Regions from separate parts of the Homo sapiens genome. Here all the other regions are linked to region 1. Evidence: chromatin loops called from intact Hi-C (ENCODE). Cell type or tissue: endothelial cell of umbilical vein. All regions are shown on one strand. Each heading gives the region's core, and the rest is flanking DNA. Links, peaks and the distances in the headings are about the cores only.

What was found. A loop is a pair of places that touch in the nucleus more often than their neighbours do. Peaks named below come from ENCODE experiments on the same cell type or tissue, not always from the same donor. Only the 100,000 strongest peaks of a DNase experiment are listed, where the experiment ranks them.
Region 2: a loop joins it to region 1, with 4 times the contacts of the local background. A loop is called at or near these places in 15 of 110 quality-filtered maps.
Region 3: a loop joins it to region 1, with 5 times the contacts of the local background. A loop is called at or near these places in 3 of 110 quality-filtered maps.
Region 4: it touches region 1 in a loop (6-fold over the local background); 2 of 110 quality-filtered maps call a loop at or near these places.
Region 5: a loop joins it to region 1, with 8 times the contacts of the local background. A loop is called at or near these places in 2 of 110 quality-filtered maps.
Region 6: a loop joins it to region 1, with 6 times the contacts of the local background. A loop is called at or near these places in 10 of 110 quality-filtered maps.

Annotation. Positions count from the first base shown.
Region 1 is chr10:110,396,275-110,401,141 of GRCh38, reverse strand. No RefSeq gene overlaps it. Among named protein-coding and RNA genes, the nearest start is that of SMNDC1, 94 kb to the right of the region's middle. In endothelial cell of umbilical vein, for the core only: no CTCF peak of the experiment used is centred there; DNase peaks (open chromatin) are centred at 1,611 and 2,351; H3K27ac peaks cover 3,950 bases.
Region 2 is chr10:110,499,147-110,504,013 of GRCh38, reverse strand. DUSP5 (dual specificity phosphatase 5) reads right to left here. Exons shown (of 4, transcript NM_004419.4): 2 at 1,145-1,293. Among named protein-coding and RNA genes, the nearest start is that of DUSP5, 3.7 kb to the right of the region's middle. In endothelial cell of umbilical vein, for the core only: no CTCF peak of the experiment used is centred there; DNase peaks (open chromatin) are centred at 2,603, 3,233, 3,453, 4,383 and 1 weaker place; H3K4me3 peaks cover 1,038 bases; H3K27ac peaks cover 4,000 bases.
Region 3 is chr10:110,457,658-110,462,524 of GRCh38, reverse strand. No RefSeq gene overlaps it. Among named protein-coding and RNA genes, the nearest start is that of DUSP5-DT, 36 kb to the left of the region's middle. RefSeq lists enhancers at 1,188-1,237, 1,248-1,307, 1,328-1,407, 1,478-1,567, 1,369-2,568 and 1 more. In endothelial cell of umbilical vein, for the core only: no CTCF peak of the experiment used is centred there; a DNase peak (open chromatin) is centred at 2,244; H3K27ac peaks cover 909 bases.
Region 4 is chr10:110,525,750-110,530,616 of GRCh38, reverse strand. No RefSeq gene overlaps it. Among named protein-coding and RNA genes, the nearest start is that of DUSP5, 30 kb to the right of the region's middle. RefSeq lists silencers at 665-724, 2,552-2,846 and an enhancer at 1,405-1,534. In endothelial cell of umbilical vein, for the core only: no CTCF peak of the experiment used is centred there; DNase peaks (open chromatin) are centred at 1,588 and 2,566; H3K27ac peaks cover 2,990 bases.
Region 5 is chr10:110,545,432-110,550,298 of GRCh38, reverse strand. It overlaps the pseudogene RPL7P35. Among named protein-coding and RNA genes, the nearest start is that of SMC3, 20 kb to the left of the region's middle. In endothelial cell of umbilical vein, for the core only: a CTCF peak has its summit at 2,926 (motif pointing right); a DNase peak (open chromatin) is centred at 2,938.
Region 6 is chr10:110,308,807-110,313,673 of GRCh38, reverse strand. No RefSeq gene overlaps it. Among named protein-coding and RNA genes, the nearest start is that of SMNDC1, 6.3 kb to the right of the region's middle. In endothelial cell of umbilical vein, for the core only: a CTCF peak has its summit at 2,143 (motif pointing left); DNase peaks (open chromatin) are centred at 2,103, 2,683 and 4,003; H3K27ac peaks cover 1,775 bases.

The DNA.
Region 1 (4,867 bases), core at 394-4,393:
AGGGTCAGCAAACTACGGCCTGAGTGCCAAATCTGAATGCCCCCTGTTCTTACATGGTACATGAGCTAAAATGGTTTTTAACACGTTTCAAATGGTTGAAAACATAAAAATAATATTTTGTGACACATGAAAATTATATGATATTGAAGATTTTTAAAATTTCAATGTATAATTTTTATTTTTTTATAGAGACAGGGTATTGCTATGTTGCCTAGGTTAGTCTCAAACTCCTGGCCTCAAGTGATCCTCCTGCCTCGGCCTCCCAAACTGCTGGGATTACAGGTGCGAGCCACTGCACCCAGCTGAAATTCAAGTTTAAGTGTTCATAAATAAAGTTTTATTTAAATACAACCACATACGTTTGTTTATATATTATCTATGACTGTTTTTGCGTGACAAAGGCAGAGTTGAGTAGTTGCAACAGAGACTGTATGACCCACAAAACCTAAAATGTTTCCTGTCTACAACTTTCCAGAAAAAGTTTGCAACCTTTGGTCTAAGCAATCATGATAATCCTGCTCCTTTTTTCCCAGGCTTCCTTGCAATGAGGAGTAGGCACATGGTCCAGTTCTGTCCAAAGAAAACTAAGCAGAGGTTTCTGGGGGAGACCTGCATAAAAGCATTATTTTTCTGAAAGAAGGAGACAGCATGGCTGGGCCCCATCCTCCCTACCTCCTGCCTGAAGTGTGGGTATACTCTCTGGAGCCCAGCCAGGTATCTTCTTTCAGAGCCCATCTCCTGCCAAAATATGGAAAAACAGAGGGTCAAGAGTTCAGTCTGGAGGGCTGGGCAGGCTGGCTGGGGTCCAAGAGAGGGGAACGGTCCACCCTGGGCACCTGTCCAGAGGATGGGCTGCTTCTCACCTAGACCAAAGGAACCACTTGTCACCTGGAGTGGATTGAAGAAGGGTTGTCCCCTCCCAAGAACTTATTCGATGACTCCTGTCTGCTGGCCCCAACATTGACATCTGGAGGGCTGGAAGATGGACTGTCTCTGCTATGGAATCCTGGTGGCCAGCATTTTCCCCACGTCTTCTGGGTTTCCCTTTGTACCCAGCTCCTCCTATTGTAACTGAAAGATAGTAGATAATCAAAATAATCTTGGATGGTTGGGTGGATAGGTAAGGGCTGAATGAATGAATGAATGGAAAATACAGCTATTAAGAGGCTATCTTTCACACATGTGAGCTGACGGCAACCCTGTGAGGTCACAGGCTAGGTGTTACTATGCCCATTTAACAGAGAAGGAAACCGAGGTTCTGTAAAGCTAATTGACTTTCCCAAGGTCACAAGACTTGGAAGAGGTGAAGCTATGGCCCAAACCAACACTGCTTCAAGACCTGGGCACAGGCCCCTCCTGCCTCACCTCCCTGGACATCACCTCCAGTCCATACTAGACCCAATATATAGGCAAAGAACCTGCCGTCATCTCAGCAAATCATGAAAGGAACTTTCATGATTTGATGTGCAACCTTTGCAAATCAAATGATACGGGTCTGGGAAGCTGCCAGGAACAGCCTCTCATCCACATCCCCCAGTTCTGCTCTTGGGACTGCCAAGAACACGTCACTTCCTTAACAGTACATATTTGTAGAATGAATGAGTTCTCAGTACATATTTGTAGAATGCATGAGTTGCCCTGCATCGGTACAAATTCCTCAACAAAAGTCATAGGCTACAAAATCCCGGAAATGCAGGTACGATTGACATCACGTTTCCTAGCTTTGCAATAGAATGCAATGTGCATTCTGGTGGCCAAATGAGCCTCCTGCTGTGCTACACAAGCCCATGATATTCATCACCACCATCATGAAGGATCAGTTATCAGGCACACTTGCTGTGTGCCACTCACTATTCCAAGCATGCTATGTGAATGTTCTCATTTAAACTTCACAACCAACCCAGTGGTCTGGGTAATACTGCTATCCTCATTTTATGGTTGAGGAATTTAAGGTTCAGAGAGGTTAAGTAACTTGATCAAAGCCACACAGTCAGAGGTATCAGAGTCAGGTATAAACCCAAGTTTTTGTTTTGTTTTTTGTTTTGTTTTGTTTTTTACCTCCAATAAGAGAGGAGGTGGCAGGGAAGTCTTGTGTGGGATGGCTCTTGGGGGACAAATGCCCCCTCTGTAATCTGTATGGAGGGTGGTCCAGTCCGAGAGCTGACAGGAGAAGAGAGAGCTGCTGCTCAGGGAGGCAGAAGTGGGCGGGGACCTCTTGTTTGGGCAAGCCTTTCCTTGTCCCGTGCCAGGCTCAGCCCTAGCAGGCTCACCCAGTGGACATGACTGTTTGTGTGTGTTGGGGGGTGGGGTAAGGGCAGTGGATTAGGAGGGGTGGGGCTGGGCTAGCTGGGTTGTGATTCCCATGGAGACGCTGGTGATTCATTGCCCCTTCCAGCGAGTGGGGCCTCTATCAGGATGTGACTTGTAGTAAACAAGTCACAAGATGCCATCCAGGCAAGAGGGAAATGGGGAGGGGAGGATGGTGTCTCATCCTGAGCCTGGGCATCCTGGGCTTCGTAAAGTGCCTACCTGAGGCCCATCCCCAGGCTGCAGTGAAAAACCTTTCTTTGCCTGGGGGGAAGCACACTGGAAAAGGTCACTGCCAAAACCTTTTGAACTCTTTTTCCTGGAAGGTTCCAGGACCTCCATTGCCCTGGCCCAGAGGTACAGCGACTCGAGCTTGGGCAGTGAGTCCTGGTGCCCGGAGAATATCTCTCCCAGGGCTTCTGAGAGGTATGCATAGATAAGTCAACCTATGGAGTTTAGAAGAGCTGGGCTGAAAAAGAAAAGAAAAAGCTAAATCAACCTGCACACCATTAATTGGCACCTACTATAAGTCCAGCAGGGCCCAGTGGCTGACTTGGGATAGGTGCTCAATAAAGGTGTGTTGCCTGACTGAGTAACTGAACCGGGCTCATAACTCCAGGCCAGATGAGAAAACAGAGGAGGCACATCCCAGCCTTCAAGGAATTCAAAACCTCACTCACAGTAATAACACAATTCACAGAACAATTAAGTGTTAAATTGCGAGACTCTCCCTAGGTGTTCTAGGAATTTTAAATGGGGGCTGGGACCTTAGGAAGGCTTCCTGGAGGAGGTGGACTCAGGTTGGTTGAGTGGGGAGGCTGGAGGTAGGTCTGAGTGTGAAGGGGGTTCAAGATGAACATAGCGAGGAATGAGGCAATTGTGTGATCCTTTGGAGTGGGAAGGTTTTTAAATATCCTGCCTGATGCCCACAGGCCTGTACCACAGTTACAGGGCTTGGTTGTGGAGGTTGACCCCATGCCAGGAAATCACTGAAGACAGGTATGTCCGTTATTGCCTGATTTTATGGGTGAAGAAACTGTCCCGTCTTATGGGTGAGGAAACTGAAGCTCTAACATGCTCAGTAAATTACCTGAAGCCACATGGATACAAAGGGGAAGAAAAACTCAACTTGCGCTCTTCAACATGTGGGCCGCTAGCCGTGTATCTGAAATGTAGCTAGCCGTGTGAGTGCTTGAAATGTAGCCAGTCCCAACTGAGCTGTACCGTATGTGTAAACAACACACCAGATTTCAGACCTACTAAGAAACAAACAAAAAATATATAAAACATCTAATTTATAGCTCTTGTTAGTACTTATTACATGTTGAAATAATATTTTGGATATATTGGATGAAATAAAATCTATCATTAAAATTACGGTTAACCTTTGAACAACACGGTTTGAATTGAGAGGGTCCACTTATACACAGATTTTCTTCCACCTCTGCTGTCCCTGAGACAAGACCCACCCCTCCTCTTCCTCCTCAGCCTATTCAATGTGAAGTCGCCAGGGATGAAGACCTTTATGATGAACCACTTTCATTTAATGAAGAGTAAATATATTTTCTCTTCCTTATAATTTTCTTAATAACATTTTCTTTTTTAATGGCAAGGCTTCTGGTCAATAGCAGGCTAGTTATAGTCAAGTTTTGGGGGAGTCAAAGTTATACTTGGATTTTTGACCTCATAGGGGTTGGCACCCCTAATCCCCTCATTGTTCAAGGGTCAACTGTAATTTCATCTGTTTCTTTTTGCTTTTTAAATGTAGCTACTAGACATTTTTATTTTACTTATTATTTGTTTTTCTTTTTTAGAGACAAGGTCACCCTATGTTTCCAAAGCTGGCCTTGAACCCCTGGGCTCAAGTTATCCTCCCGCCTCAGCCTCCTATGTAGCTGGGACTACAGGTGCACGCCACCATGCCCGGCTAGAAAATTTTGAATTATATACGTGGCTAGCATAATGTCTCTACTGGACAATATCCCTGCCAAGTAGCAGCGCAGCCTCAGCAGACACCTCTAAAGATGGTGTATTAGATCATTAGAGCTGCTGCAACAGAGAACCCCACAGATTGGGTGGCTTTAATAATAGAAATTTATTGTCTCACAGTTCTGGAAATTTATTGTCTCTGACTGGAAGTCCAAAATCAAAGTGTTGGTTCCTTCTGAGGCTCTGCCTCTCCTCTAGCTTCTGGAGGTTTGCTGGCCATCTTTTGGGATCTGTGGCTTCTATAGCTGAAAAGCGTTATGAATTCTATGCTTTCCATCACCCTGGTTCTATCCCTGCCTTTGTCCTCACATGCTGTTCTCCCAGGGTCCACATTTCTCCTCTAAAATAGCAACACCCATCATGTTGGATTAGGGACCCAACCTACTCAACTAATGACATCTACAAAGACCCTATTTCCAAATAAGGTCATATTCTGAAGTACTAGGGGTTGGAGCTCCAACATATGAATTTGAGGGTCACACAATGCAACCCATAACAGATGGGGACTCCCTCCCTCTCCAGGAGCCCATTCCATATTTGGATCACCCTGAATGATCTTCCTCTTGTGCCA
Region 2 (4,867 bases), core at 500-4,499, 100 kb before region 1:
GGACAAGCTAATAGGATTCCTGACCAAGGAGCCCGTTCAAGAAAAGGTCATCTGGCTTTACTTTGAAGTTTATCCCCAGGGACAGGGTTTTGTTCATGGCAGGGAGCTGGCATTTTAGCATCTAGCAATCTTTCTTCTTATGATTTGGGTATGTTCTTGGTTTATGTGAAAAGTTTGAAAGGTTACTCCCACCAGGTCAGGTGTCTAGATTAGAGGCCATGTGGAAAACAGAACAAGGTCCTGAAATAATCACAACAGAGAGCTGAGAGAAAGGGGTTCTGAGCCTGATGCTGCCTTGAACCAGCTGTAGGACTCTGCAAAATCAATCATCTCACTTGTCACAGAACACTTCTTTTCCCTTCCGTAAAATGGTTAGGTTTTGATCTCTGGCTTCTGCCAGATTTGGATTCTCACCTGCTTTTTCATCTTCCTGGATGGTGCTACGTAACCCCCTTCCACTTTATTTTTCCCTTTAATGAGTTATCACAAAGCACTCATTTTTAGAAGAAAAACAAAAACTCACTAGTTTACAGAAACATGAAGCCCTCTAGTATCTTTTGATTTCCTCTGGTTTCAGTTATCTGTGGAATTGTAAGCATAAGAACCCCTTAGAGGAGCCTACTTAGCCACCCAAACAGGACTTTCTCTGTAGCACCCCCACCAACACCAGTTTCAGTTAAACATACCAATAAGACACACCTTGACAGGTACCGGGATGGTTTGCAGAAACTGCAGAGCATGGACAATTACAAAGAAAAGCAACACAGGAAGCCTGAAAGTCAACTCTGAAATGTCTTCAGGGAAACCTAGACCAGTATTTCAAAGCTTCTCTGAACCTCCGAAGCCAGATGACAATAATGTATCTTTCACTTCCCCTTTTCCCCAGAAGCTGCCAAGCATCCTGTGGCTGGTTTGCTCTTGTCAGCTCGTTTGCTGGAAGGAAGCCCATTTACTCTTGGATGGAAGCTCAAGCTGGCAAGCAACAGAAGCTCCCTAAAGCCAGGGGATTTTGCCAACACCCTGATCCACAAAAGAACTAACCATCATTGCTGAGTGGGGAGAGAACAGTCAGGTGCTGAGGAAGGAAGGGAGACAGGAGCCCAGAATACCACTCAGGATACCTCTTCCCCATCACATCACGTACCTGGTCATAAGCTGGCCTGTAGCTGACATTTACCACTGGTTTTCCACACTGGCTGATGAGGGCTCTCTCACTCTCAATCTTCTCTTGTGAAATGGGTTTTACATCCACGCAACACTCAGGATATTCCGAGTAGAAAGTCTCATATCCCCCTACAAAAACAAACAAAAAGGTGAGACAGATGGTAAGCATCAATTTCTCACGCTGTCAAAAATACCCATAGTTAATCAATACTCTGAGTGTTACACAGTTAAGAAAAAAAATAAGCCAGTACAGATTCTGGTCATTAAAAATTGAGCAAAACCAGCAAACAGATTTAGAATAGAAAGGGGCTGTACACACATACAAACCTCTAAAAAGAACTCTTTCAGAGGCAATGATTAACTTTTTGTGTCTATCAGAAGCAGATTAAACTGTGAAAGAAAGTGTCTAGCATCTGGCAAATACTAACCAAATCCCTCCAGAAAACAAAGGCTATTTTCTCTCTTGTTTATCTAAAAGGAAGGTGTGATTACCCAAAATTTCATTAATTGGCGAGAAGACAGGCTCCTGAAGTGGCTTCTTCCCCAGCCCATCTGCTCTAAGCAGGATTCTAGCTGGAACCTCCTCCATTTATAAGGAAATGGGGGCTGATACGAGGTTTCATTTCGACTCAGGGCAGTAAAACAGCCTCACTGCTTCTCACTCCCAAGGTGCTAAGAAGAACACTGCTGACAATCCTTTCTAGGTCCAATTTGGAGTCATCAATCCAGTTAATTACCTTCTAAATCAACTGAAAGAATAAAGACTTCTGAATTTAATTCTCAGCCCTCATGAGCAAAAACTGTCTCTGTCCCCTTCATGACCACCCTATCTTCTTATCCCCACTTTTCTTACTTCTCTCCTACTCCTCCTGCACCCCCCCCCCAATCAATAAGTCAACTTACGGCATGTGTGACTCTCAGAATCCTTAATATTACATTTACACCTCTCCAAATGGATATAAGGTAAAAACGACCCTCTGAGCAAGTCACGGAAACTTGCAAATATAAGTAAGCCTTCTTGGGCCCATTTCAGTGGGGAAGAACCGAATGAAAAGGTGGCCTTGGAACCCTCAGAATGCCAAGGGCTGCCAGGTGCAACAGGCCAGCCTTGCTTGGGAAACTCCTTTGCTGGTAACCCAGAGAGCAACCTGAGACATTTCCTAGGGCCTCCAGAAAGCCCACTTGTCTTTTTCTGGCCCAGAGAATTCACTTGGAGTCAAATCCATTAAACATGCATTCTGAGACCATGAATTTTCCAAAGAACCCCCTTTTTCTTTTCTGACTTTGGGTGTTGTGATGCTGGCTTTTTTAAAGCCCTGCAGTAGACAAATGGTTAATGGATTACAAGGCAGTCTCCAACTCCCTCCCAGAAGCTGCAGCCAATTCCTAGAATGAGTCATCTTGCCATTACCGCTTCCTCTCAGCTCACTGGAACTGCCCCGCCCCCACTTAGTACACCCAGATCTCCCCTGTGGTCACCTCACAAGCAGCCCATTGCGCCTGCCCATGAGCTCCTGGTCCTCCTCAATGACCATGCTCCCCACGACAACGGGAGGCCACGGCAGAGGTGCAAGATGGTGCTATAGGCAGCTTAGCTTCCCATGCTCTGCCATAGCCCCTGGGCCCCTTCCCTTCCAGCAGTCAAGAGAGAATGAGGCAGGCTCACAATGACCCACAGCTTCCTTGGAAGAGGCATCCCTAGTCAGTAAACCACCTGATCACTTCCCGTGCCTGGACCTCGACATTATGGGTTCCAGGAGACAAACAAGGATTTGGATGGGAATTTGGAGTTCAGAATGACCTGGGCCCTCCCAAACTTCAGGACGAAGGTTGGGGAAATAGGAATCTTCAGGCTACCCCATCTTTTGGCTTTAAATATATTACTTCAGAGTTGGCTATCAGGAGGACAGATAAGAGGTTCGGGTGTGGGCTGGATCCTGCATGCTGTTGACAAAATTTAGTTGAGGGACAGATAAACAGGGTCCTGCCTCTTCAAGCTGGGATTCAGAGGAATCCTCCAGATTAAATGGTCTCAGTCTTTCACCCACTCCCATCAGAGGTGTGGAGAGACAGAACATTCCTCGCTGGTGCCTCACTCGAGTGGCAAAAGCCATGGCAATTCTTAGAGCTACTTCTTTTGGAGTGAGTCTGCTTTCAATCACCACCACATCACCAGGGAACAGAGAGAGCACAGATACTATATATAAATAAGCACTGACCACGCAATTCAGTCATCACCATTTCATTTTAGTGGTTGTTTGGGAGACAGGGGATTATGGAAAGTGTCAAAAGGCATTGCCCCCACCAAGATCTGAGATGCCACCAGATTAAAACCTGAACTCCTATCTGCACATGAATTACGTAAAGAAATAAAAATTTTCTCTGGCAACAATTTAAAGTTTAGTAGTGTTATAAGGGTAGGCATGAAGCAATTTCTACTGAAACTTAAAATGCATGTAATTCTTGACCTGGCAATTCTCATGATTTACTGAAAGGCACTGCACACGCAAGAGCACATGGAGAAGGACATCTACCGCATTGCTTGGAGCAGTGAGGCGGGACGCAACCTAATGGTCATTACAGGAGACCGGTTCAATGTGAAACAGACATGTATGATCAGATATGGACAAGTCTCCAAGATCTAGATAGATACAAGAGGCAGGACAGGGACTATACAAAATCAATCTATTTCTAAGATACTTATGAAAAACTATCTAAAGGTAAACAAAAAATAGTTGACGACTGTCTCTGGGGAGTGGAACTGGGTTCTAAGATATGCAGAAGACCCGCTTCTCATCACAGGGCCTTCATGCTGTTCAAATTTTTACCTGTGTATATGTTACCTTCTTTTAAAAAACATTTTAACCCAGTTTTCCTGAGATGTGAGTCTATAGAGCTGCCTACTTTGTGGCGACAACTTCTAAACTGTCAGCAGGGCCAGCTTAGAGAAGCATGGGGAGGAGAGGTGGGACCAGGGAGGGTCTCCTGGAACCTCTTTCATACTACTGAGGCAGAAACTTCTCCAAACCACAGGAGATAAAAACCATATTAGGAAGAGAAAGAAATCAGGAGGCACGCTGAAACCTCTGCAGAGCCAGAGGGCCAACCCTCTATCCCCTGGGGGATAGGCTGTTAGAAGAAGGACGATTACCATCTACCTCTGTTAACTCTCCAACAGGAAATCAACAGGGGACCAGTCAGCAGGAGGTGCTAGCAGAGAGGGGAACTGTCTCCAGAATCTTCCTGGCCCGGACTGTGTGAAACTCAAGTTGCATGGCTTTAAAACAGGCTCCTAACTCGGCGCCGGCTCTCTGCACCGAGCTCTGATCCCCAACACTGTTACATCCCAAGGTGTCCGCGCCAGGGCTGGCACGGCCTTGGGGCCCTGCTGGGGCTAAACCCTCATCTCTACATGTGGGTCAGGTCTCCCCGGGTGTCATTTGAGGTTACAAAGGACTCAAACACAAAGCAGGAGCAGTCATAGGAAGTAACCCAGAAAAAACCAATGCTTTGGATTTTGAGAGTCAATCACCCACCCACCACCAGAAGCCAAAGTTATCTTCCCGGCAGGTGAAATGGGCAGGCCTGTGGCGGTAGCTCCGGGAGGTGTCAAATCAAAGGCCGCAGAATCTCCATACCACCCTGCCCCCGCGCACCTCTATTTCGTGGCTGGCTGGCTGTAGGCTCAGCTCAGGATGGGTCC
Region 3 (4,867 bases), core at 527-4,526, 61 kb before region 1:
GGCCTTTTTGGTATCGATCATCTGTGGAGCATAACGTCAGCACCGCAGGTGTTTACTAAGTGAATGGATGCAGTACATGCATTGCAAGTGCCACATGTTGCTGGAATCTTTGCTGCTTACTCTCTGTGTGGCCTCAGGAAAATCACATTTTCTGCAGCTGTGCAGTGGGGCAGGCTGGGAGTACCAGGGCAAAATAGAGAGCGGCTCCTGAATGGAGCTTTTTGTTTGTTCTAGAAGTCTATCATTCTGAAGAAGTTGTACGGAAACATGTACTCTGATTTTCCAGCTGGGGCTGTTTTCTGCCCACCTTCCTGCTCTGGGAAGCAGCGCAAGTTCCTGGGAGATGCTCCCTGGAGTCGGGGGAAGGGGTTGGCCTGGAAAATAGCCCAATGCCTAGCGGGAAAGGGAGGGTGTAAATGCGGGAAAGGGGTTCCTCTGGGAGAGTTGAACTGTCTCCTGAAATAGAGTGTGGAAAGAAAGACTGGATCAAAGTACACAGACTTTAGGGAGGTTAGTGCAGCTGAAACCCTCCACACAATGCTTGACGCTCATGTCAACACAGCACATGTAAAGGAACGGTCGCAGTGATTATTATTAATTATTGCTGTTACTGAACTGTGTCCATTTCTATAAAGGAAACGGACTATCTCAAGTTGTGCCTTTTCACAATTCTCTGCCTCATTTCAGCATCATAACAGTCCTTTGGGGCAGGTACCCTTGTTATCATAGAATTGAGGAAACCCAGCCACGGAGAGGGTGTCTTGCTCAGGTTCACACATAACTGCAGAACTGGGATTCAAATGTGGTTGGGCTCTTCCTGCTAGAATTTTGAAGTGTCTTGAAATTTCCCAGGATTCTTTATTTTTGTTAGGCAGTGCCTGTTTCCTTGAGGTTCCCAGCAGTTAAAATAACCATTAAGAAATGACAGGAGACCACAGACTTGGTTAGGAAGGAACAGGGCTGGGAAGAAGTAGGGGCACCCTTGCCTGGCTCTCCAGGAGAATCTGACCCCACAGGGGGCTACCTGGGAAGGGACAGAACCAGGGCCAAATCCTGAGGACCTCTCTTCAGCTATGAGGCCAAGTGGCTACATCTCCCTTCTGGCCTGAGAGGCTCTAGAGGGGCAGTGAACTTCTGGATGGGTCTCAGCAACAACAGAGGAAACACAGCTCCCACTCGGGCCCTATCCTCACCCTCAGGGTTGGAGCCTGGCCTCAAATCCTGATCTTCCAGGTGCCGAGCCACCTTGAGCGAAAGCAGCAGGTGTAAAAAACGCCTGACTCAGAACGGAACCTGGAGCCACCTGCCCAAGATGCCTGGGGCGGGGACCTGTCTCTTGCCCTGCCACTATGGGGATGACATCCTCCACCCTCACTCTCTCCCTTCCCCAGAATGGCACCTATGGTGTCACCATTACCACAGGCGTTTTGGGGTGGGCACTTGGGGTCAAGCCCCTTGCTCAAAGGATGACACGAAGTCTCTAATACCTTTGTGGGCCTTTATCTACTCAAGGTTGTGTGGGGGTGAATAAGCTGTTCCAGGGATGTGTTCCAGGGGCTGCAAGAAGGTGGGGAAGGCACAGGAAGAAGCAAAGATGGAACTGGAGAAAGGGTCCCAGCGTGGCCTGGGATCAGGACCTCGAGAACAGGTGGGGAAACCTGGAGGGAAAAATGGAACTGATCAGGTGCATTTCAATTGGGCCGTGGTATTTTAGGCAACACCTCTGCTGGAGAGGTTGTTGCCTGCAAAACCGGATGAAGGCAGTGCTGTCAGGGCTTGGTGCTCCGTGAACAGCCACCTGGGGTCTGCACGTGTCTTCTGCCTCCACCCACCCCCGCTCAAACCCCCTTCCCAGCACCTCCCTCTCTGCAAGGTTCCGGAGTGGCCACCCACAGAGCAGCTCTGGGCTGGGCGCTGAGTCATGAGGCTGTGGTGCCTGCCAGGGGGCGAGGGTGGCAGATGGCTTCATGTGGGCGTGAGTGAGGAGGGGGGCAGATGGGAGGGGCAGTGACCCTGGGCCCAGCAGAGATCCAGGGAAGTGGCCTGGGAGGTAGGTCCCCAACTCTTCCTTCCCCCCGTCTTCACAGCCATTTTCCAGGGATGCCCATTCCTGCTGGGGTAGCCAGCTGTGACCAGGTCAGTGTGGAAAGTGAGCCCTGGGAGACCTGAGGCCTGAGGCCCTGGGCTTCCGCTTGACCTGGCTGGGTCAGCCGTGGGAGGCAGAGCCTGGCTCTGTTTATCCAGGCCGGACACTTCCGGAGCAGATGGGCGCCTGTCAGAGCCACCAGCCAGGAACTGGGCTGACGTCCTCTCATTGCCAAGTGGCAGGTGACTCGAGGGCCTGGAGGGAACATGGGTTTGGTTTGCCTGTTTATTAGGGAACTCTCTCTCTGAGCTGGGAGCTGCCTGCACAGCTGAGTGAGCACAGGGCAGACTCTTTGACCCAAAGGGACCTGGCCCTTTCAGGCGCTGAGTGCTGGGGACTCTGTGGGGGCTCCAGGGTCTCCCCAGAAGCCATGGCTGAGCTCTGCTTTTTGCCACCCCTACCTTGGTGTATGCATTTCCTGGGGTTCCTGTGACAAAGTACCACTAACCAAGTGAGTGGCTTAAAACAGAGATGTCTTCTCTCACAGTTCTGGGGCCAGCATTGAACGCAAGGTGTCAGCAAGTCTCCTGCCAGAGGTCCTGACGGAGGGGCTGTTCCAGGCCATGCTCCTGGCTTCCGGTGGTTGCCGGCAACCCTGTGCATTCCCTGCTTGTAGAGGTATCACTCCTGTCTCTGCCTCCATCTTCACTGGCGTTCTCCCCTCGGTGTCTTCTGCATCCGTTCTCCTCTCTCTCTCTCTCTCTCTCTCTCTTTTTTTTTTTTTTTAGATAGAGTCTCGCTCTATCGCCCAGGCTGAAGTGCAGTGGCATGATCTCGGCTCACTGCAACCTCCGCCTCCCGGGTTCAAATGATTCTCCTGTCTCGGCCTCCCAAGTAGCTGGGACTACAGGCGCCCGCCCCCATGCCTGGCTAATTTTTTGTATTTTTAGTAGAGACGAGGTTTCACTGTGTTAGCCAGGATGGTCTTGATCTCCTGACCTCATGATGCACCCACCTTGGCCTCCCAAAGTGCTGGGATTACAGGTGTGAGCCACCGTGTCGGGCATCTCCTCTCTTCTTATAAGGACTCCAGTCATACTGGATTAAGGGCCCACCCCACTCAGTATAACCTCAAATTAATCACATCTGCAATGCCCTATTTCCACATGAGGTCACATTCTGAGGTTTGGGGAAGGACATGAATGTTGGGGGGATACTGTTCCACCCAGGACACTTGGGTTGCCCATCTGCCTCATTCTTTCTCTCATCTTCAGCTTTTCCTCCCTCTTGCTCTGCCATTTAGAGAGAGGACACCCTGTACCCGGGCCTGAGCTTTTGGGGAAGGTGAGGCCACCATTTTCCCAAGAGCTGGCTGACTCCCAAGCATTCGACTGTAAATTAGAAAACCCATTAAGACGCAATCAATGTACAACTTGGTTTTTATCCTGTACAGAGTATCAGAGGCCTTTGGGAATCGAAAGGAAAGCTCTGAACTCCCGCCCAGGGTAAATGTACATGCAAACACGCACAGCTCTCAGTGGTGACACAGCCCTTCCAATGCCCATTTGTCCTGGGACTCCAGAGAGGGCCTTCTCCGGGCCAAGGAATTTCTGTCTGGAGCAAAAGGAGGCCCCAGTGCTTCAGCACTGTGCTGCCTGTGAGGTCAGGGGTTGCCATGCTGGGCGAGGACTGGGAAGGGTTTCCTTAAATCAGACCAGCGTCAGTGTTTGTGTGTGCAGTCATAGGGTAGGCAATGGAAAGCGGGTGGTGGAGGTATTCAGGAAAAGGGTGGGGTGCTCTGCTGTGGTGTTAAAATGTTTTTTTTCTTGCCCCTGTAACCACCGCCCTCCAGATATTGTTGAAAAGAGGCCCAGAGCCTGATGCTGGATCTCCGGGCATTTAAAGCAGAGGTTCTCAGATGTGTTATTAAAGGGAGGAAGTAGGGAGTTGCCCAGCATAACCTCCTCCCATTAGCCTCTTTATGTAAAAGCACCCAGACTCTGTCCTTTTGTGTGTACATATAAATGTCCCCAAAGGTCCTGAAGGGTAAACATCAAGCAGGTACCAGTGGCTGCTTCTGGACAGGATCTAGCATTGAGGGCATCAAGGAAGGACTTTTCCTTGTTGCTACCTCTGTTTTGGTGTGGCTTGAATGTTTCCAATGAAAGTGGATTCAAGTGATAATTGTGTGTTAAATTAAAATCTTCTCAAAGAAAGGCTCTTGATGTTCTGGGAGTTTCAGATCCCTTCAAGAAGTTCCTGAAAACCACGGTCTATCTCTCCCCACTGCACCTGCTCACCACGAGCATCCCCAGCCCGAGGGAGGGGCAGGCCCCAGGCCCTGAAGCAGACCAGCTCCTTCTTCCGGAGAAGCCCACCTGCTGCCACCAGCCAGGCCACGGGGATGCTCCTTTTCCCCTCTCCCCACTCCACACCCAGGCACCCAGAAAATTCTAGCTGAATTGTTCTCCCGACCAGTGGTTCCCAGGCGGATGGCATCAGAATCAATTGGGGGCTCGTTGAAATGGTGTGTTGGACCACCCCTTTACTTTTCTAAGATTTACTTTTCTAATAAGCGTCCAGGTATCTGATATGATGGATCCTCCCACCTCACTTTCAGAACCAATGATCTAGGTGAAGGGCATTAACTGTGCCTTCCGAGGTTCACCTGGAATCCAGAGAGGGGTTCCAGCTGGGAACAAGGTTCATTCCTCTCCTGTGTGGAGGCGAGGAGAGGAGCATCCATGGGAACCACCTGGGGACAGGGAAGAGGGAAAATCC
Region 4 (4,867 bases), core at 300-4,299, 130 kb before region 1:
CAGCCTGAGATCCTGGGCAGGTCCAGGGTGGATTCAGGACCACGTTGGTTGTCCTGAGCCAGGAGATCCCGGAGCAAGGGTGAGCGCTCCGCCCTCCTGGAGCATCCTCTGCGCGCCCCGCCCCGCTCCTCCCTCGGAGCCCGCCCTGGCTGGGCCCGGGCGCCCATTTCACAATCGCTGCAGTTGGGAATGTGGCCGGGTCAGTTCCCACGGGGCTCCCTACTCAGGGTGGGACCTCCTACTTGGTGGGGCGATCGGAATCGCATCGTCAAAATACTAATTATTGTTGCATCCAAAGCCCCACCAGCGGCGGGTGCCCGGCCCTGCCCAGGAAATCCAAATAATCAGCATCACTGGGATTTTAGTCACCTCGGTGGGGAGCCGGGTCACCTGATACCCCAGCCGCTGGGAGCCAGCGTCAGGCGCGAGCCACTTCCTGGAACCCAGCCTGGGACCTGAAGAGGCAGGGAGGCTGGTCGGGGGTGGGGCGGGGCTGGGGGGGTGGGAGTAAGGGAGAGGACGAGACTATAGAACCGTCGAGGAAGAAAGAAGAAAAGCTCACTATCTAGGCTCATGTATCCCTCTCTCTTTAATCCTGGAAGATAGACATGACTCTTCACTTTACAGAAGAGGTTGAGAAATGTAAGAAAATTGCCTCAAGTCCTAAGCTGGCAAGAGGCAGAGCTGGGGCACTTTCCACTACACTAATGGCAGGTAATTTCACAGGCAGGATAAACCACCCCAGCCTAATCAGTGGTTGAGCAAATTGGGAACGTGAGAAAGCTGTGGGCAGACGAGTGGTGTCAAGGCGTCACGGGACTATGGGACTCTCACGTTCACAGCAGCAGTGAGAATGCCCCCCTCAAAACACAATGAGGTGATAGGCATCCATGTGGGCCATGCCCCACCCCCCACCTGCATCGGAATTGTGAGCATTTTAGGAAATGGCTAATGGCTTCCTAAGGGCCCTTCAGAACAAAGTGCTTAACTGATGTCAGTTAAGCATTCATCAGTATTCAAAGAAGCATTCCAGAATCAGAAAACGTTTTTGAAAAAAACGCTCATAATTTATAAATGCATATGAACCCCGCCGCCCAACACACACCCGCCAAACAGTGGAAACAACACTATCCATTCCACAGGATATTTCGCAGCCGTTAAGAATAATTACAGGCTCACGCCTGTAATTCCAGCACTTTGGGAGGCCGAGGCAGGCGGATCTCTTGAGCTCAGGAGTTCAAGACCAGCCTGGCCAAAATGGTGAAACCCCATCTCTACAAAAAGTTAGCCGGACATGGTGGTGTGCATCTGTAGTCCCAGCTACTCAAGAGGCTGAGGTGGGAGGATCGCTTGAGCCTGGGAGGCAGAGGTTGCAGTGAGTCAAGATTGCATCACTATACTCCAGCCTAGGTGACAGAGGGAAATTCCCCCTCTCCCCCAAAAAAGAAATCCATATACCACAAGGTAGGGTACACAACTGTACACATACAGAATGATCACAGCTGTTTGAAAGGAAAAAAGGAAGAAAGAACAAAACAACCAACACCAGTACATAGAAAATAGATTGGCAGGAAATACCAAAATGCTGACAGTGGTTTTCTGTGGGTGTTAGGTGATTTCTTTTCTTCTTTCAACTTTTCTGCATTTTTCAACTTTTCTATGTATGACATCTATTACTTTTACAGTGAAAACTATCTGGATTTTATTTGAAAAGAGAGAAAGTGAATAACACTAGTAATAACAATATTAATAGTAGTAGTAGTAAATTAACATTTACTGAGAATTTATGGGGTGTTTGACACCATGCTAAGCACTTTATTTGCTTTTTAAAAAAACCCTCGTAGTAATCCTGTGAAATGGATATGATTATTGTCTGTGTTTTATAAAGGCTCTGAGAGATTAGGCCATGTCGTAGGCATTGAGTTTTTGGCTGTACAGGTTCTAAAGCCCCTCATCCAGGGGGCAGAACTCCCCTTGGGTATTGACTTGGAGGGAGGAGCACCTGCCTCATACCACTGAAGCCCAAAGGCAAATCCTCCCCGTCCTGTTTCCTGGCAATGGGTATGAGTGCATGACCAAGGCTCAGTCCATCAGATGCACCTGCCTGAGGCCTGGCTCCTGGACCCACTGCATGCTGGGGGGTTAGCACTCCATTTGCTGTGATATCTGGCTGCAGTGGCAGCAGCGTCATGACTAGACTCTTCCAGCTCAAATGATGGTTTTCTGCCTCCTGCTGCTCCAGGCCTGGAGAGCTGCTTAAGTTTCTGCCCCTTTCTCAAGACTGTTCCCTCCTGAACCTCTGCCAATTCTATTGCAGTGGATTCCCTTCTTTGTTTAAGATAGTCAGGGTCCATTTTCTATGGCTTGTTACCCAGGGTCCTGACAACTCTCGGTGACTTTCCAGCAGTCCCAGAGCAAATGGCAGGAGCAGGACCCCAATCCCGATCTGTCCATCCAGAGCCCGAAGCATTGACCCAAACCTCCCGTGCTGCCCACTCTTCCCCAAAAGTATGATAAACATTTCCTGAACTTCTGGAAAACAAACCAGAAACATGTTCTTGAAGATTTTCTCAGAAATTGGCGGCCCACTGCCCACCCTACTGTCGTGGGAGCCTGGAAAACCATCTTGTGAAAGGCAGGAAGCTGAGGCGAAACCTGGGTCAGGGAGGAACCAACCCAGGCTCCAGTGACTGGAGCATAGACTGGATCTGGGGAGGAGAGGACGCAGAGGCGTTTCAGGCCTCCCTGGCACTTCCTGACCGGTGCCAGAGGACTGACTCAGCCTAGGGTCTCCTCCCCCAGGAAGCCTCTCGACCTTTGGAGTCTGGGAGTGGAAACTCTGGTTGGACCCCCTTGTACCTTGCATGTTCCTCTAGGTGGTGAGAGCTTGTTTTCATGTCCACCCCCATGTGACTGTGAACTTCTAGAGGACAAGGACTGCAGCTTTTTCACCCAAATTCTTGATGCCAGGCATATAAATGTTATTAGAGTGAATGAGAGAAGGAATGCCGGAAGGGCTCTCCCCATCCCCATGCCAAGCAGTGTGCAACCATGAACCCTGGGACTTTTCCGAAGCATCTTGGCAAAATAGAACAGCCATGGGCTTTGGAGTTGATAAATCTTGCTTCAAACCCTGGCTCTCTTACATATGAGCAAATTCCTCCTTAACCTCTCTGAACCTCAGCTTTCTCATCTGAAGAATGGGGACAGTGCCTAACTCTAAAACCAAGCAATTGGGAAGATGTGAAAAGTGGTTGGCACACAGTAGGCCCTCAGTACAGGCTAGCCCCCTTCCTCCTCCAACACTTCATCTTGACTCAATTCCTTCTTCCTGCTCCTCTCCTGAGTAAATGTCCAGCAAGAGGGAAAAGGTTAAATAAACTATGGCATATCAATAAGATAAAATGTTATTTGGCCTATAAAAATAGTTCAACCAATAATTTTTAATGGCATAGAAAGTGCTCATATATTCATGTAAAGTGAAGAAAAGACCAAATTGTTCATACAGTATGACCTCAGCCATGTAAAATGAATAACATTTGCATGCTTGAACATGTAATAGACAATTTCTGGAAGATACACAAGAAACTCTTAACCATGGTTTCCCCCTGCATGGGAGTAGAAAGTTGGAGGTGGACTTTGACTTTTCACTTTATAACTTTTTGTTCTATTTGAGCATATATATATATATATATATATATATACACACACACATATATATATAATATATGTATATATAATATATATATACACATATATATGTATATATATGTATATATAATATATATATATACACACACATATATACATACATATATGTATAATTGTGGTTTTGTTGTGAGTATATATTAATATTTAAATGAAACTCAAAGGGCAGGGCACGGTGGCTCACGCCTCTAATCCCAGCACTTTGGGAGGCCAAGGCGAGTGGATCACGAGGTCAGGAGATAGAGACCATCTTGTCTAACACGGTGAAACCCCATCTCTATTAAAAATACAAAAAATTAGCCAGGTGTGGTGGCGGGCGCCTGTAGTCCCAGCTACTCCAGAGGCTGAGGCGAGAGAATGGCGTGAACCCGGGAGGCGGAGTTTGCAGTGAGCCAAGATCACGCCACTGCACTCCAGCCTGGGCGACAAAGCAAGACTCCGTCTCAAAAATAAATAAATAAATAAATAAATGAAACTCAGAGGACAGAAAAATAGAAAGGAAATATAACAAGACTTCAGCAGTGGTTATTTTGGGAGTAGTGGAATTATAGGATTATTCAAATGCTTGTTTGTATTTTTCTACATTCTCTAGGTTTCCTATGATGCACTTATAGTTCTTTTATAATCAGAATTAAGGGCAAAAATGACTTCAAGTGGCTCCCCAGGGGTGGGATTGGGGGAAGGAGCAAGTGACTATATCTAAAGGGCGAAGGGAGCATGAGATGGAACCGGGCAGAGGCAGATGTATTTTTGGAGCCATGTGGTTCCTCCTGAGTCAACTAACTTGTTGTCTGGTCCCAGCCTGCCAGTGGAGGCAGGAAATGCTCCCACTCCTGCCTGGTTCACTCTTAGTCACGCTCTGGGAGAGTAGGGTAGGGTGTAGGGGCAGGAGGCTAGTTGGGAGGAGTCTCCATCTGCCCCTGTAGCCTTCTGGACAGAGAGGTCCCAGGAAGGAGTCTTTAGCCCAGGCATCCTACCCACTCTGCATCGTCACCTTGGGGCTGGCAGGGGCTGGGAGTGAGCAGGAAAGGTTGAGGGAAGAATACTGGGAAAATACCCCCTGGCCTTTGGCAGACACCACTGCATCCTCTTGTGGAAGCTGTTGTGAAAATTAATTACCATTTGTCCAGGGCTTTGAGATTCCCCAGATGAAAGACCC
Region 5 (4,867 bases), core at 590-4,589, 150 kb before region 1:
AGAGGATCTGATTCATGAGGTCTGTGCTGTTGGAAAATGCTTCAAAGAAGCAAATAACTTCCTCAGGCCTTTCAAATTATCTTCTCCATGAGGAGGAATGAAGGAAAAGACCACCTATTTTGTAGAAGGTGGAGATGCTGGCAACAGGGACAACCAGATCAAAAAGCTCCTTAGAAGGATGAACTATGGTGTGTGCCACAATTATTTCTGTAATCTGATCAGTTAATAAACAGTGATTGCTTTCAAATTGAAAAAATAAATAACAAAAATATTAGCTAAATTAGGAAGCAGACTTTCATAATAATTTTTAACTGTAATTTAGAGGTGACAAAGCAAACTTCACTAGACTTGTTTTCATCAAGAAAAGACACACCTTTGCTAATGCACAGCAGCACCAATAGTAAAACAGATGATGTCTATGGAAGTGATTCCAAGGAAATTAAACTACTACGAAAAGAGTTTGTACTAGTTTTACTCAGAAGTATAATTCCTCACATATTGAGTTCAGTTTTGTAGCCATAATTGACACTAATATTCTAAAACTATAGTATGTTATTTGTAGAGATATGCTAGCTAATAAAGCTCATAAGACCATCAACCTTATGTAGCATTTACATAGAAAACAAAAGAAGTAAATTCAAAACCTAAAGAATACCTTGAAAGAATGTTGAATTTAAAAAACTCATAAGAACAGATGTTCAATATTTCACATATAAACATTAGTAATGTATGAGCATCTTATAAAGCAGCATTTGGGGATGCGAAAATTTAAAAAAGAAGACTTTAGCACAAGACTGTATCAAAGATCTTTGAAATTATGGGTGACTGTGGCAAATAAAGTAACTCAAATGTCGTTTTTCATAACTAGACGAATTCAGTAACTAGCTAATGACATGGCAGATTAACTCACAGATACACGGCTAGCAAAGTCGTTTTCATTGCAAGTTATTGAATGCCCACATACTGCTAAAATGACAATTAATGTAGTATATATGCAATTCAAACATAGTGGAAGAATTTTTTTCAGTTTCATTGATGACAAGCACAACTAGTCCTAAATGTATAAAACTATAAAGGATTACACTGTCAAGGAATGTGGTTTAAGACTGCTGTAGGAAGATGCTTTAATGTGCAGCTTCATTGACAGAAAAGCATACTAAGTTTGAAGAATGTAAATCAATGCACTGCTTTTTTTAATCAGGAAAGTTTTACAATGAAAAAATGTTAGCTGAATTAAACAGTGTCTAGTTGTGTAGTTACATAGCAAAAAAATAGTTATGCAAAGGATAATGCATGAAATTCGAGATTATTCTCTTTATTATAATATGTGTTCATATGGAAGCTGATCATAAACAACTGTTGTAGGTGAGATACGATGCTTACTGAAGAGAAAAGTACTATTAGGAATGTTTGACTGTGAAACAAACTCTTAGTGTTCCTAGAAAGTAAAACAAACATCTTTATAAGGTCCCAATGTGGTTTGGGACAATAGGCATGCTTCTTTGTGTGATATTTTTGGCATTTTAAATGCTTTTACTACTTCTAAGCAGGGAGAAAAAATGCAGCATGATTTTCAATGGCAAAGAAGATTGAAGGGCAAAAATGACAGAAGCTTGGAAGAACAGAATATCCAGAGACTGTTACAACATGCCCCATAGTTTAGCAACAATTATCAGTGATGTTAGTGATAATCTTGATATTGCATATCTGTAAAATGTTATGGTCAAACAAGTTATGGGACATTTACATTTTATTTCCATCAAAAGAAGATTCGTGCATGGGAAATTCATAGATCCATAATCTGTTGCTTTCATTGAAAGACAATTTAACTCTACAGGATAAACTGTTGGAACTGGCAATTGAATAATTGACGAATTTTGAAAATACAGAATCATTTGCTTCATTTTGAATAAAAGTGAAAGATGGAAATCCTGAGCTTCCTAAAATTGTCTTAAAATCTCTTTTTCCTTTCCCGTTAACAAAGCTCTGTGAGACTGGTTCTCCACTAACCTCTTATTAAAACAAAATATAGAAGCCAGGTGCTGTGGTACGTGCCTGCAGTCCTTCCTAGCTACAGGCAGGGGATGGGGGTGGCGGAGGGGGGCAGTCCTGAGGCGGGAGGATCGCTTGAGCCCAGGAGGCTTCAGTGAGCTATGATCTTGCCACTGCACTCCAGCCTCAGTGACACAGTGAGATCCCATTTCTAAAATAAATAAATAAGTAAACAAATAAATAAAATAATTATTCTTTATTAAATTACAACAACAACAACAACAAAAATAGAAGCAATCTCATCACACATTCTACTTTGCAAGTAGCATTATAGTCCATTCTGGCTGGGTTAGATAGGTTGGCAAGCCATAACTTGTGTATTTGTCCATTAAGAATGCTCAATATTTATATGCATGGTGTTCATTCAAAGTAGAGAAACACTATTTTACTCAAAATTTTTCATTTAGTTATAATTGCAGAACAACAAAAATTATAAATGCAATAGCAATTTATATATTAATCATATAATACACACATTCAATAAACATGTACAGATTTTGCAATTATTTTTCCCGTTATGTTTATTCTGATTATATTTATTGAAATGCAATTTTGTCTGTTGAATATGATAATAAAATTTGGTTCAATTTTGTATATCTTTGTTTTTTAATGTAATGTGTCCAGTATTAATAATTCATTTTTATTGTACAATGGATTGGTTTGCAGATTAAAATTCTTTTAAAAACTGGTTCTTCGCCAGCCAATTTGAGAAGCACTGTTCTACAGGTCAACTTTATCTGTAAAGTGAGGATGAACTGCCAACTTTGGAGCAATCACAATTTTGGATTATATAAAGTCCAGCGAGTTATCAGAAAAAAAGGGGCCATGTTCAACATCAGCAGGAAAGGCGAATGGTTATTCTGAGTGTCACATCTTCATCTTTACCACTAGAGGGCGGTGAAGAAGTTCTTGTAATTGTGGGATGCATCACAAAGCCAAAATTGCTTGTAAACCGAGAAATTGAAGCACGCAGGAAAAAAATAAAACACAGAGTAAGATCAATTACCCAGTGAACATTTGTTGGTCGCCAATACTGTCCTGTAACACACTAAGACTCAATACAGAGGTCAAAACCCAGGGTCTATTTGTAGCTAAAATTCAAAATAGTAGGTAAAATTGGGATGGACACAAGATTAAAGAGATAGCTTTGCATGATGAAGAGTCCTGGAGATTAGTTGCATAATAACATCAACATACGTTTAAAAATGCTTAAGATGGTAAATTTTGTGTTATGTGTATTTTGCCACAATTTACGGGGGTGGGAGGAAGAGAAAGAGAGAGAGATTGCTTCTTTAGCCTGGCGTGGGCAGGAACTGTCTATACCCAACCAACAGCTCTAGCTCACAAGACGTGGAGAGGAGAGGTGGAGGTACACAGGCCAATGCATCACAGGGGTTGTGGAGCCTTTGCCGTGGGACCCACACTCACACACACACATGCACTTTTATTCTTAGTTCTGCCACATATCTTAGCCCATCACTCTGCCCCAGTTTTTCAACCCCTGAAAAGCTTAGGGAGCTCGTTTGCATAATCAGTTCATTCATTCATTCATTCATGTATTTGCTTAATGTTAACTGAGCACCTACTCTGTTCCAGGCATCCTGTGAGGTGCTGGGGTACAGCTATGATAAGACAGACAACCTCTGCCCTCAACGTGTTTACAGAGAATTGCCTTTTCTAGTTGAGGCCTTGAAGGGTCCTAGGAACTGTTTTTATCTCAAGTCAGCATCTCCTTCAATCAGTGACAAGTAGGCCATTTGGAGCCGCTGTCTCTAAAGTATTCTCTTGAAACCGTAGGAAGACAAGGACACAAGAGGGAGAATAACCACAGAACCACAAAGGGATCCAAGGTTGCCTTGACAACAGGATCAGAGGAAATAGCCAAGCCCTTGAGGTGCCAGGACTGGACTCTGAGCCTGGGCCGACTGTCCATTCAATGTCACCTTTTGACTTTGACAGGACTTCACTGAAGTGAGTCTTTGAAATCCAAAGGAAGAGAGGCCCACGCACTGAGGAACTCATCCCACGTCCATCCCAGCCTTGTTCTGATTCTGGAGGAACACAGGATGTCCTCACTCCAAAGGCTGCCAGAGACTGCTGGAGGCCGCACAGGAAAATAGGCAAGAGTCTGGCTTATGATTCTAACAAGCTTCAGTTAAACTCGGGCTGGGCCTCAGAGTCGCTGTGTAACAACATATGTCTGTCTGAGCCTCAGTTTCTCTATTTGTAAAGTAGAAATAATACTAATAGTATATAGCACCTCAGGGAATGTTATGAGGATGAAATTACATAATAAATGTGAAGTTCTTAGCACAGTGCCTGGCACACAATAAGCACACACTTAATGTTGTTTAAAAAAAAAAAAAGCTGAGCTGGACTCCATCTTTTCAAATGAGAGAACTGAGGCCCAGCAGCTTAGTAATAGTGGAAAGTTGATGAATTGTGGAATTATACCCAGTTTTGGCTCTCCCAGTAGACTTTGGGAAACTCACTTAGTCTCTCTAAACCTCCGTTTTCTCATCTGTGAAACGGAACAACCAGGTTGTTCTGAGGACTACCTGAGTTATGTTAAGCACCTGGCACCAGAACCTGGCATATTGCATTGTCCAGTAAAATGTTCATTTTTTTGTTCCTCTCTGTGGTTGTCCAGAGTCAAACTTGGTTCTAACTTTAAAATTGCAGCCCTCAAGGAGTTCATGCTCACCTTCACAATGCAAGCTTGGAAGTCAAGCAGCTCTCAACTCAAATCCAGTTCCTGACCTTGGGCACATTACTTAGCTTTTTTCTTTCTGCTGCAGTTTCCTAGTCTGTAAAA
Region 6 (4,867 bases), core at 317-4,316, 87 kb after region 1:
GGCGTGGTGGCTCACGCCCGTAATCCCAGCACTTTGAGAGGCTGAGGTCAGGAGTTTGAGACCAGCTTGGCCAACATGGCGAAACCCCATCTCTACTAAAAACACACAAAAAAATATTAGCCCGGCGTGGTGGCGGGTGCCTGTAGCCCCAGCTACTCGGGAAGCTGAGGCAGGAGAATCACTTGAACCCAGGAGGTGGAGGTTTGGAGATTGTAGTGAGTTGAGATCGGGCCACTGCACTCCAGCCTGGGTGACAGAGTGAGACTCTGTACCAAAAACAAACAAAACAAAACACAAACAAAAACAAACAAAAAACTGGGTCTTTAAAGGCATTCTTCCAGGCAGGGAAGTGGGGAAAGGCATGTGAGGTAAAGCAGACACTTGGAGCAAAGGCAAAAATGCATGAAAAGACAGGGCAGGTTTACATAAGGAGTGTGTGCCAGTGCTAAGGCTGTGACAGCATCCCCAATGGCCTTATATGCTGGGCTAACCAAGGATTTCAATGAGTAGGTGTGGGCTTGCTAAGATTGGTGTTTCCAGAAGATCAATCTGATAACCAAGAGTGGAGGATGCGTCTCAGGAAGGAATTCATTCTTAGGCTATTGCATTAGACAAAGTGAGAAATGATGGCAGTCTGGTTTGCAACACAGGGGATAGAGGAAAGAGAATACATCCAAAAGACTTTCAGAGGGTCTTTAAAACTAGTTAAATGACCATAAGGGAGGAAAGTGATTTCTTCAGCTAAAACTAGAAAAAAAAATTAGGAAGAGCATCAGTGTCACAAAATACAATAAAAGCCAAGGTCAGGCAAAAATATCAATTTAAAATCTTCTTCCTAGCCAATCATACATTTACTACCTGCAAATAGGCTATTTTCAGAAAATATCATTTATTCTCCGTTTTCTTTCTCTTTTTATAAAACTCACTCTAATGGCTTTTTGATGAGATGGAGTAAATCATCACCAATTGTGCCAAAATATTTTGGAGTATTCTGCAACAGAGGAAATGCTTAATCTTTGTACCTGAGATGCTTCTGCATAAGCAAACTCTCCTACAGCATAAAATATATATATATCAGAAATCAATTTGAAACAAACATATCATCTGCAGGAAGTGCTGAGGCATTTCTCCATTAGTTTTAATCCAAGGAAAACAAGATGAGAAGGTGATGTTTCATGATCTCTAATATGGGTAGCTTTTGCAAGAGAGACAATGTCAGAGATACCAAAAATAGGGGTGATACTCAGAAAGTACGTCGTTTTCATCTGTGTAGCAGATGTTATGGTATGCTTCCCAGATTCCCTCTTTAGGACTGAGGTACTCATCTTCCTAGCAGTTGGGAGTGCTAGTAGCTGACAGCTCTTAGCTGAATTGCTCTTAGCCCCTTTCACAGGGATAGCCCCCATCTATTGGCTGGTCAATTGATGATGGGTGAACATAAAGCCCTGGCCCCTTGACTTAAGGGACAGGGGCATCTCAGTTACAGAAGGGCCATCCCAGTTCCAGAGCTTCTATGGGACTGATTAAGGTCCCTATTGCAAGCGCATAACAGTTCACCTTCTTCCTCTGTCCAGTCCTGCCCATCAGCCGTCACAGGTGATGTTCCCAAGGGCACTCTCCAAAACTTTACCTTTCGCACAGAACTTAGAGTCCTTTCCCCATGAAACCCAATGTACAAAGCCAACCAGGACCACCAGGAGCCTTTCATGAGCAATAATTACAGAGGATGAGAGTGTCACTACAAAAGTCCCTTGAACTCTTACAGGTCTTTAACAAAATGAGCCACACTTCCTACTTATGCTCTAAGACTAATAACACAGAGATGTAAACAGCATTACAAGTGGTCTATAAAGGGCTTTAGATATAGAAGAATTTATAAAGGAAGGAATCACAGGAAGGCCAAAGAAAAACATATATATTAGAACCAAAATGGAAGTTGAGCACAGAAAACTTGCTGTTCTTCATCATTTGGATACTGCGAGCCATAGTTTTTTGGGGGTGTTTGTTTTTCCCTAACTCCTCTCTCCCCACCACGCTACCTGGCAATATTCCTTCACTAAGGCTGGAGGAGGTGGGGGAGGGGGCGGAGAAATCAGACATTGAAAGATTCCTGTATCCTGACTGCCACCTAATGGAATCTTTGAGCATTAAGGTCTCCATTGTGTAGTTTTTTGGGGTTTTTCAACTGCTGACATATCAACAAAATGGCAAATGTGACCATGTCAAATTATGCCCACTAGTCTTCATGGGGCAAAACTCTGGGATTCATTTTGGTTTTTGGAAAAAGTCAAGTTAACTGCCTTATTTTTTCCTGTCTACATTTGGGAATGTACATCCCCTGCCACTCATGGTTGTTCAGTTTAAGCAAACTTCATTAAAAGATTGCTCTATTATCCACTGTGCAATACAAATAATGTGGACTATTTCACACCATTCCTCTTTTTTCTAAGATAAATGATCTGTAAGTGACATGAATATGGGGTGGGGAATATCCAGATAAGAAAGGTACTTTCAGGGGCTGTGATGCAAACGAATCCAATGAATTCCGAGTTTAAAAGACTGTCTTAAGACTGCTGCTGGAGCTGCTATACGAGAAAGTTAAACAGGGCCAAAAAATGAAAAAAAAATTCCTATCACAACATCAGAAGGCAAGACCCACTTGACTCTCCTGCATGTGGGGAAGTCAAAGTAATTCTTTCACATTAATCATGCTTTCCTTCCTGCCCTTCAAAGAGCTCCTGGTGACTGCTACAGCCTCCTGCCCACATCTTTCCTGCTAAACATTGACCCATCTGGCTTTCTATTGTCTTTTGTTTCTGACAATGCTTTTGTAATCTCCTGTATTACTTCTGAGCTTGTTAAGCTATTGCTAATGCCCAGAGTTCCCTGCAACTATCTTCTGCTCTTCCCCATCATCCCCAAACACACACGTACACACCTCCCAAAACTATTCTAAAAGGCGTTTTAGCCAGTCTATCTATACTTTTCATTTTGAAAAATTTGAAACAATCACTTCTATAGGACACTTCTATAGTCAGCATAGGACATTCTCCTAAGAAGCCATAAAATAGTTTTTACATCTAATAAAATTAGCAATAATTTAATATAATCTAATATTGAGTCCATATTTAAATTTTCCAGTGATCCCTAAATTTTTTTTACAGCTTTGTTTTTCAAAACCAAGATCAATCAAGATTTATCCATTGCACTTGTTACATCTGATTACCTCTTAATCTAGAACAGTTCCCACGCTTTTCAATGTCACTGACCTTTGGAAGAATTTAGGTGTTTTCTTATACAATGTCCCATATTCTGGATGTAATTCTTCCCTCATGCTCAATTTACTCATTCCTTTATGCCCCTATTTCTTGTATACTGGAAGTTGGGTCAATAAACTTGATTGTATTCAGGTTAAGCATTTTTGGCAACCCTCCTTCACAGGTAATGCTATTAGTGCTTCATGTTGCATCAAAACAACAGGCATATAAAATCAGGTTGTTCCACAATTAGCGGTGCTAAACTTGATCTCTGGGTTAAGTTGGTGACAGCTGAATTTCATCATAGTAAGGTATATTTCCCCTTTGTAATTATTGGATAGTCTGTGGGGATACTTTGTATGTAGGTGTGATACTTTGACATTATGCCAACATCCTCCTTTTCCCTACCTCCTTTCACCAGATGGTTTTTAGCTTCTCTTGATACTTGCCTGAATTATTGGGAATTGCAAACGGTGATTTTTCTGATTCCGTCATTTTATTTATATGAATTGGCTGGCATTCTTCTTTAAAGAGAAACTCCCTTCCCAAACTCTTTGAGTATCACTCTGGACTTAATAGATTTTTAAAATGTATTGAAGGCTTTGATGATCTATGAATTATTATTATTTTTAGTGGCCAAATTGACTCATATTTGGCTAGTGGAGCCCACTTGAGCTGGGCTCTGTGGGCTTTTAAGTTGACCTTATTCATTTTGGGGCACTTCCCTGATTTCTGGTAAGGTATTTCAGGCTTAACTTTCTTTTTTTGTACTTTATGCGCCTGAAACCGGAAATTAGCCATTTCTCTAAGAAACATTATTTCCTCTTAGTGGGGATTGGTATTTAGATATCAAGCTGTGGGCATTCTCTAGGGGGGTGACATTGCTTCTAAGAAATATACATATGAAAAATTCTAATTCAATTTAACATCAGAGGTTTTAACATCAGTTTTTCCCACTATAAGAGGAAAGAAGTACAAATATAAAAGAAGGTGGATCTTCTTTTAAAAATACAAAAAGGATATTTGTATTTCTTTCCTCTTAGAGTTTCTACTAATAAATTTCTTGTTTGTTTTATAGTAGGCCTGAGTTTCAAAATTACATTACCAATACCACTACTGGCAATAAATATGTGGTGTTTGAGGGCTTTTGCTTGTTTTTGTTCTTTTTGCTCTCAGAATATAAACCACTAAGAATGTATGGTTGGAGTACTATTAAGCACCACTTCTAAATAAGTAGTAAAGAACTGCCATTTCAAGGCCAGGCGCGGTGGCTCACACCTGTAATTCCAGCACTTTGGGAGGCCGAGGCCGGCGGATCAGAGGTCAAGAGTTTGAGACCAGCCTGGCCAGCATGGTGAAACCCTGTCTCTACTAAAAATACAAAACAAAATTAGCCGGGCATGGTGGCATACGCCTATAGTCCCAGCTACTTGGGAGGCTGAGGCAGGAGAATTGTTTGAACCTGGCAGGCAGAGGTTGCAGTGAGCCAAGATTGCGCCACTGCACTCCAGCCTAGGCGACAGAGCGAGACTCGTCTCAAAAAAAAAAAAAGAACTGCCATTTCTGGCCAGGCCCGGTGGCTCATGCCTGTAATCCTAGCACTTTGGGAG